Regions from separate parts of the Homo sapiens genome. Here all the other regions are linked to region 1. The links are chromatin contacts, found by Hi-C or POLR2A ChIA-PET in ENCODE. All regions are on one chromosome and are shown on one strand. The core of a region is the stretch at or near the end of the contact, and the rest is flanking DNA. Distances in the headings are between cores, read along the strand shown. Region 1 has its middle 89 kb from the start of ARID1B. Region 2 overlaps TIAM2 (TIAM Rac1 associated GEF 2). Region 3 overlaps NOX3 (NADPH oxidase 3).

The links. Hi-C counts contacts between places; a loop is a spot of excess contacts on that map. ChIA-PET counts read pairs that join two places held with the same protein, here RNA polymerase II (POLR2A). Pooled maps may share reads with other maps.
Region 2: a pooled map shows a loop between it and region 1 (10-fold over the local background). The contact joins two enhancer-like sites. A Hi-C loop is called at or near these places in 6 of 37 single-sample maps with no recorded cell type and 9 of 50 pooled maps.
Region 3: a loop to region 1 is called in a map of CD8-positive, alpha-beta T cell, with 20 times the contacts of the local background. The contact joins two enhancer-like sites. A Hi-C loop is called at or near these places in 2 of 168 maps with a recorded cell type or tissue (CD8-positive, alpha-beta T cell and naive thymus-derived CD4-positive, alpha-beta T cell) and 10 of 50 pooled maps. POLR2A ChIA-PET finds 5 or more read pairs at or near these places in 1 of 52 experiments (activated T-cell).

Annotation. Positions count from the first base shown.
Region 1 is chr6:156,687,549-156,690,103 of GRCh38, forward strand. No RefSeq gene overlaps it. Among named protein-coding and RNA genes, the nearest start is that of ARID1B, 89 kb to the right of the region's middle. RefSeq lists an enhancer at 1-314. Within about 2 kb of position 1,268, at least 8 of the 41 ENCODE cell types and tissues checked have a DNase peak (open chromatin) inside an H3K27ac peak, as active enhancers do.
Region 2 is chr6:155,170,041-155,172,595 of GRCh38, forward strand. The region is part of intron 9 of TIAM2 (TIAM Rac1 associated GEF 2); the gene reads left to right. Among named protein-coding and RNA genes, the nearest start is that of CLDN20, 93 kb to the right of the region's middle. RefSeq lists enhancers at 1,207-1,266, 1,307-1,726, 1,757-1,816. Within about 2 kb of position 1,276, at least 18 of the 41 ENCODE cell types and tissues checked have a DNase peak (open chromatin) inside an H3K27ac peak, as active enhancers do.
Region 3 is chr6:155,417,283-155,419,837 of GRCh38, forward strand. The region is part of intron 10 of NOX3 (NADPH oxidase 3); the gene reads right to left. Among named protein-coding and RNA genes, the nearest start is that of NOX3, 37 kb to the right of the region's middle. RefSeq lists enhancers at 1,020-1,169, 1,270-1,329. Within about 2 kb of position 1,274, at least 9 of the 41 ENCODE cell types and tissues checked have a DNase peak (open chromatin) inside an H3K27ac peak, as active enhancers do.

The sequences.
Region 1 (2,555 bases), core at 18-2,517:
GGCGGCGCCGCGGAGTTTGGGCGGCAGCGCGGCCCGGCGAGGAGCTGGAGAAGCCGGCGGCAGGGGGACGCGCACGCCGAAGAAAAGCCCCTCTCCCGCGTCCCTCACTCGCTCCTGGAGGCCGAAGAGCGGGGCTCGCGATGCCGGTGCAAGATTCCCAATCAGGCCTGGGAGGAAATGGATGCAATTAGGGCACACCCCCGTCCCGCAGTTGCCAGGAGCCTGAAGATCTATGACCGACTTAAGCCATTTCTGGAAAAGTCATATTTTCCAGGCTTTCGTGAAATACTCATTGCTCCTATTCTAAATCTGGAGGCGAATGTGCATCTATTTCAGGGGGAATGAAAGATGTGAAAAGTAGACTGGGCTCCGGGAAATGTGGGTAATGGGACTGGACCTGCGCCTGGGGTCCGCCCACCCGTCATCTCCCGGGAGCCCCCCGACGTGTGCCATTAAGCATAAGGCGCGTTAAGCGCTGCCACAAAGTCCCGAAAAGGCGAATTAAAAAGGATCACTTCTCCCTCAGGATCTTGATTTTTACTAAGGGAAAACGTGCGTTAAAGAAAAGCCAGCGAGCGCTGGCGTGGCCCTGTCATTATCTTGGCGTCTCTGCTGACCTCCATTTCAGCCTGGACTACACTGGGTTCCAGTTCTGTTTTCCTATTTCCCCGGACTCCTAGAGGGTGGATACCAAGGCTGATTGTTGTCTGTTCTGCCCCAGCCCTCCAGGGTACACCATAGGTGCTCAGTAGATGACTCCTGAGTATATATTGGAGGTGATAGTAAAATGCTACCAAGCACAGAGGAAAGAACAGTTAAAGGGTCAGACGGTGCTTTGTGAAAGGCCAGGCATTTGAGCTGGATTCTGAAGACCAACTCTAGATGACAGTAAAGGCCACTCCAGGTTGAGGGAACAACATGAGCAAAGCAGGGAACCTACAATGAGTAGGAAAGTGATGAATCTGCATAGGGGGTTACTCAGGGGGCATAGAAAAGGAAGCCAGGAAGCCACTGAATACCTTGCCACACAGGTAACAGCCAGGAAAAGCACAAAACATGCTGTTCAGTGGTTCTGGAATATGGGCATGCAAATATATAATAAAATAAGCAATGTGGATATACAAAAACAAAAGTAAAAAGAAAAACAGGACAGTTTATTGGGGAATTTCAGAAAAAGTACATGAAACAAAAAAGAAATGTCAAGGAAAATCCCTGGCCTGAAACTCCCAGAACAAAACATTTAATACCATTTGTGGGGGCTCTTTATGAAAGAGGGAGAAAGAAAAGAGGTAACAAAGAGGAACTAGTGTTTTGATTAAAGATCTTTGACCATAACAATGCGAAAGCATAAGGTCTCTTATCATAAGAGACCTGTGTCTTATCCTGTATCATAAGACACAGGAGATTTTAGACATCACTGTTAAGAAAGAGCTGGAACTCAGAATTAACAAGAGAAGAGGGAGAGATTAAACAGAAGATAAATGTGGATCATCAAGGAATTTTAAATTGTAGCACAGTCACTCAATAGAGTATTATGCAGTCATTAAAACTGCAGTGTATTTATTGGAAGGATGTTCACAACCTATTGTTATGTGAAGAAACAAGTTACAGATGAGCAGATCTGGAGGGACATACTTAAAATGTTAGCAGCGGCTCTCTCTTGATGTTTTGATTGTTAGTGATTTTTCGCTTTCTCCTTCATGCCTGTATTACCTGAATTTTTACAATGAGCAATTAATAAAACAATAAATGAACACAAGATTAAGCAAAGTTTTAATCTTGTGAAAATGTATGTGAGTTTTCTGTTGTGAAACTGAAATGATGTCTGTGGCATTGGAAATCCTCAAGGCAAAGAAGGAAAGAAGAGAGCCTCCCGAGTCATACTAATCAGAGGCCTGCACACGTGCTATTTGGTACTCTCTGTACCATCTGGCTCAAGCTACTTCAAGACCTGTCTGGGCCTCAGCAACCTGATCTCGAAATGAAGGGAATATTAGCATCTACCTAACAAGTGGCTATGAAGACCAGAAATGATATCTGTAAAACGCTTAGTGCTCAGACCCCACGAGGCGCCCAGGGCTCCGTGAGTGGAAGCTCTCATAGGAGCAAAGAGCATAGGCTTTAGAAAATGCCTTTCTTCTGGGATCCTTCCTTTACCACTGTGGTGGTCATTAGAGCTGTCTGCAAAAATTCCTCCTCTCCCTTTGAGATAATAAGAGTGTACTTCCTTGGCCCTCTGAAGTTACAGGTACCATGTGACAGCCTCTGGCCAACAAAATAAACAGAAGTAACATGTGCCAGCATTGAGCACTTTGCGGTCTTCTCCTTTTCCACTTGCATGACAACCAGCAGTGTCCTGGTAGTGTCTGCCGAGGTCCTAGATTGAGGAAGAAGCCTCCAGAGACCTTGGTAGACATTTAGCAGGAGGGAGGAATAAATCTTTGATATTGTAAGCCACTAAGATTTGGGAGCTCTTTGTTATCAAAGCTCAGTTTAAGTCACCCTGACTGACACAGCTACTTACTAGTTTCGTGACCTTGAGAAAGTGACCTACC
Region 2 (2,555 bases), core at 26-2,525, 1.5 Mb before region 1:
ACTCCTGACGTCGCGATCCACCCACCTCAGTCTCCCAAAGTGCCGAGATTACAGGCGTGAGCCACTGCACCCAGCCAGTTCTTACTCTGCACTTACCATCTCTTACTGTTAGCCACTCTGTCAAGTGCGTATGTCATGGCTCCCAGGAAAGCTTGTAATCGATATAGTTTATATATGCCCTATTTCTATTAGATGTAGTCATTTAATGGCTGAGGATGACTGATTTGTAATAAAGGCCCATAATTTTAGGGTCCTATCTCTTCCAGCATTATATAACAATGTAAAATTCTTACTTTGAAAGTTAAGAGGCCTGGCATGGTGGCTCGTGCCTGTAATCCCAGAATTTTGGGAGGCTGAGTCAGGTGGATCATTTGAGACTAGCCTGGGCAACATGGTGAAACCCTGTCTCTATCAAAAATGCAAAAAATTATCCGAGTGTAGTGGCTTGCTCCTCGGAGGCTGAGGTGGGAGGATTGCTTGAGCCTGGGAGGCAGAGGTTGCAGTGAGCCAAGATCGCACCACTGCACTCTGACCTGGGTGGCAGAGTAAGACCCCATCCCTGAAAAAAGAAAGTTATGAAACTATAGCATCAGTACACTTCCTATTAACAGAGTTTATGTTGGACTTTGAAAATAAATTTTGCTGATGTAGCCACTTACAGTGAGAATTTAAGCTTAGTGCTTAAGATGGGCTCAAATCAACAGGTCCCATCGATGCTCTAAGGAGTGAGAAGAAACTATGATTTCTGCATTTGTTTTACTCCTATTTGTTTTAGCTAAGCATTACTTGTGATGTAGGGATACTGAAGAAATTCCTTTCATTTATAGGACAATTTTAATGCAGCCTCTGTAATTTCTGTGCTATCGTACCCAGATAACTAGATTCAGATAGAATGGCAGATAGAACTAAGGGTGTAATTTGTTTTTTTATATCTCTGGGACTTAAAATTCTGCCTGAGCTGGCTAAATAATTAATATTTCATTTTGCTACTTTTCATCTGCTAATCATTCTTGGAGAATACTTGTAACCTGCACAAACCTATTTTTATACAATAAGTACATTACGCCCATTTCTATAACACAGAAAGGCTGTTGTGAGGGAGGGGCCGTGTGCATTTTAAACTATTTCACTCTAATTGATGCATCATATAACAGCCCAACAGTGAGTCACCCTAATTCAAAATCTGTTAAGTCTGGAATAAAGCCAGTCTTACTTGAACATTTTTTTAGAGGACACTTTGGCTTGCCAAAAATGAAAGCTTTTCATAACGAACGTCTGGATGAGTAATAGTGAGTCTTACACGGCCTTTGAAGGGAGGTGTTTGTCATGGAGATTGTGACAACAAAGTCCCCACTAAGGCTCAGATGGCGGCAACCCCAGAAGCTTCATTGCAGAAATTGTGACAGCCCCTGGGCCTTGGCCCCTTCTTCTGGAAAATTGGCTTGGGGTATTCCAACTTTCTGTGGCAGTGAGTGAATGCAGTATTGTCATCTTAGTCATGAGCTGTAAACTGAAAAAAAAACCTAAAAAACCCCAAAAAACCCCAAAACCAAAACAAACCCCCTAATATTGTTTTCTTAAATGGAAAATATGAATGAAACAGCTTACTCTTCACCACAGTATGGTAATCTGTTTAGAGAGAATATTAATACACAACCCTACATAGCATATATATATGCATACAGCTAGCGAGCTAGCTAGATCCATCTTTGTTTTTCTTTCATATCAACCGATGTGTGGGCCTCAGTCCAAGAAGGAAATAAACACTTTCTCTTCTATGACATTTTACTGTTGTTAAGAAAACTGGGAGCGTGCAACTCCCTTTTGTGTTTTCTCCTCATCTCCCTTGCAAATAGACTTTCCTTTTATCAGCCACTGTGGTGGTTTGGGCCCATTTGTGACAGCCAGATTGTGATTTTGCTACTCACTTCCCTTCAGTGATCCAAGTAGTAATTACAAGCCATTTGATCCAAAAGCATCTGCTGTGAGAACACACGGAGTTTCAATTTTTTCTCCTTGCTGCATACTGAGCATAAGTAATTTGACATGTGGTTTCAGGACCATTGATGTAATAATAATAATAATAAATACTTCTGTGGAATGCCCTCCAAGGAGAGCTAAAGTGATTTGCAGACGTTCACTAGTCAGTCTGGAGTGACTGTGGCTGCAGCCCAGTGATGTTCCCGTGTCGTGATGGCCAGTTGGAGCTGACTGCAAGGTGATCTGAGCAGCAGTGGCCAGAACAGTGGCCCAGGGCTTTGGAACAAAGGATGATTCTCAGGAAGTTCTTTATAGTGGCCATCGCTGAAATGCAGTAGCTACTCCCAGTACAGTATAATGCCCTGATCCAGCCTCAGCTTCCAAAAAAAATCTTTACAATTTATGTCTTTCAAATGCAATTCCTCCCATCAGTCTCCTAACCACCCCACGAGGCTGGCGTTTTTAACCTCTTTTGAAGGTGAAGGAACAGAAGTGCAGAGGCACTAGATAACAGCCCCTAACAAGGCTGAGATTTGACCTGGATTGCCTTGCTATTATTGTATTTTTTCTGTCTC
Region 3 (2,555 bases), core at 24-2,523, 1.3 Mb before region 1:
AAGGAATGGAATGAGACATATTCAACTGTTTAATGGTGAGTTTCTTAGGGAGCAAAGTTGGGGAGGTGTTTAGTTTGGGGAGGGAGGTGAAGGGAGATTTTAAAATGTTTGTGTATTTCATTGGACTCTTTTGCAAGAAGACTGTAGTCACGCAATCTGTGGTTAATAAACCAAGATATTAAACATATTAATACTGGTCACTTCCGCACAGAGCAATGGTGAGGGCTGATGGGGTACTGAGGCCTTTTGAGGCCCTCCGAGGAAAGACAAGAAGCATACATTTCTTTAGGAGAAGCATGAATGGCCCCTCCTAAAGAGGCCAACTGATGGCAGGAATCTTGGTGATTAGTAGAGATGATCAGTTCCAGGAGTAGTCAGAGCTCCAGTGTGAGGGAAAGTGAAAGTAAATAATTTCTCAAAGTAAACAGATTAAATTAAATGCATTTTTCATTCACTAGAAAAGAGAGCAGGCCCTCCTTTGTTTTATTAATATATTTTAGTAGAGTATGGATTTTTTGTCTTTTTTGGCCTCTTTCCCTTGTTCCCACTGGCCCGTGCTGTCTTTTTATTTGAATTATCTGTTTATTATATTAGGTTAAGAACCCAAAGGCCATTTTGCATGGGACACACTATAAATACCCATTATCATGGTTATATATTATGGAGCTGATGAAGGAAGACAATTTATGAAGAAATGAGATTATCTCAGTTCTTGTATAATCTGTTGTATCGTAGTCTGAAGACTACATATGCAGTTAAGAAAACGAACCGCATCTTGCAGTTGGCAGTTGTCTCAGTCCTGACTGCACAGCTGTGATATTAGGGAGAACTAAAATGTGTAAGCCAATCTATTTATGTCAGCAATCCTCCCCCTCCCTCCCCATTCATACACACCTATTTCATTCATCATTTTGACAGTTTGCACAAGCAAACCGTCCTAATTTTTTTTCAAGAGCTCTTTTCACAAATTGAGTGTGATGTAGAATTAATCATACCCGTTAGGCAGGAGGTGGAGGACTTTATTGCTAGAGGGCATTTTTCACCCCCAGCATTCAGCTTCCTCCATATTGCATCACAGAGAATTCTCAACCACCCTCAGCCTTCCCTCATCCCACAGGGGCACAGCGTTCTCAGCTGCCTTCAACTCAGTGAAGTTTGGCTCTTACTTCTGCGTTGAAAATATTTCTTTCATGTATTACAACTTTTTTCCATTTTCATCACAGCAAGCCATCATTATACTTCTTGTTATTTGGCCTTCTTGGGAAATCCCCTCCTGCCCATTCTTCCCCCTCCCCTTCCACTCCCCGCCCCCTCCCAGATCTTTCAAAACAAAAGTACTTAGAAACAAAGATATTTTAAGACATCAGCTTCAAATGGAAAGTACTACTTATGACGCTTCCCACTGAGGAAGTGGCAGGCGCCTTATTGGTTGTGCTCCTGCATTTTACTTAGAAGTTTTCTAGAATAATGCAACAGAGGAGAAGGGTAAAGAAGTTCTAGTTTGCAACGGTGACAATTGAGAAAACTTTGGTGCACATTTTTTCCTATAGACTTGCAACTTGAGTTTTGTGTGTAAAAATGTATGCCTTATGCCAACCAGTGTTTTTACACATGGAGGAAAAAAAAATCCCACCTAATCGCAGTTAACCATTTAAGCTTAAAATTCTGGCTCTCAACGCCTATGCGAGTTGTCCTTTCCTTCCTTATTACAAAAGAGGACAATCTGAAAACTATAGTCCAGACTTAAAATTGTGAAGACACCGTTAGATAAATATGTACTGCTTTGCTCTGTGGCACTTCAAAAATTATATAGACTCTGACAGTTTAGTGGAAGGAGTAGTCTTTATATCTCAAAAGCATGTAGGTAGCCCTGACAAATATTAGTTACATAAGCCTAATAGTAGCTATACTCAAACCAACACAAAGTTGCTTTAAAAGAGAGAAACTTCCTAAACCTGTTCTCATGCCTGCAGACGCTTAAGGAATTGGATCTGAACTGTAATTTTCAGCCCAAACTTTCAATAGCATGAAAACCTCACTTCTTCCATGAAAGAACTTTGAAGCAGAAATCAGAAACACATGCTCAGGTCCTGACTCAGTGGTGAACAAGCTGGGTGACTTTGGACAAATCATCTCCGCTCGAGGTGCAGATACTGACTTTCATGGTCCTATGCAAAGCTAGGAGATTAGGACCTTTAAGTTATTTTATGATTCCACACTTTAGCTTCCTTTCTCCCATATGACATTATTTCTGCCCTTATTTTCACCTGAGTCGTGTCCAAATAGTCCCTCACATTTTTATAAGCGATGAAAACATTGCTTTTATATTTTTTACTCTACTGTTTCTGTTTCTTGGAATAGAGATCAATGTCCCTATTTTATGGTTTTGTGGTGACTGCAGTGCTGAAAGCCTTGAGAAACGCCACAAGCAGAGCCCAGGAATGACAATGGAATGCTGAGAAAGGAGGCAAAATTAAGATTTTGTAGGCTCCTGTATGAATTTTAAAATTTTTGGGGGTTCTTATAAGATTTTTCCTCTATATTCCTAGTAAAAT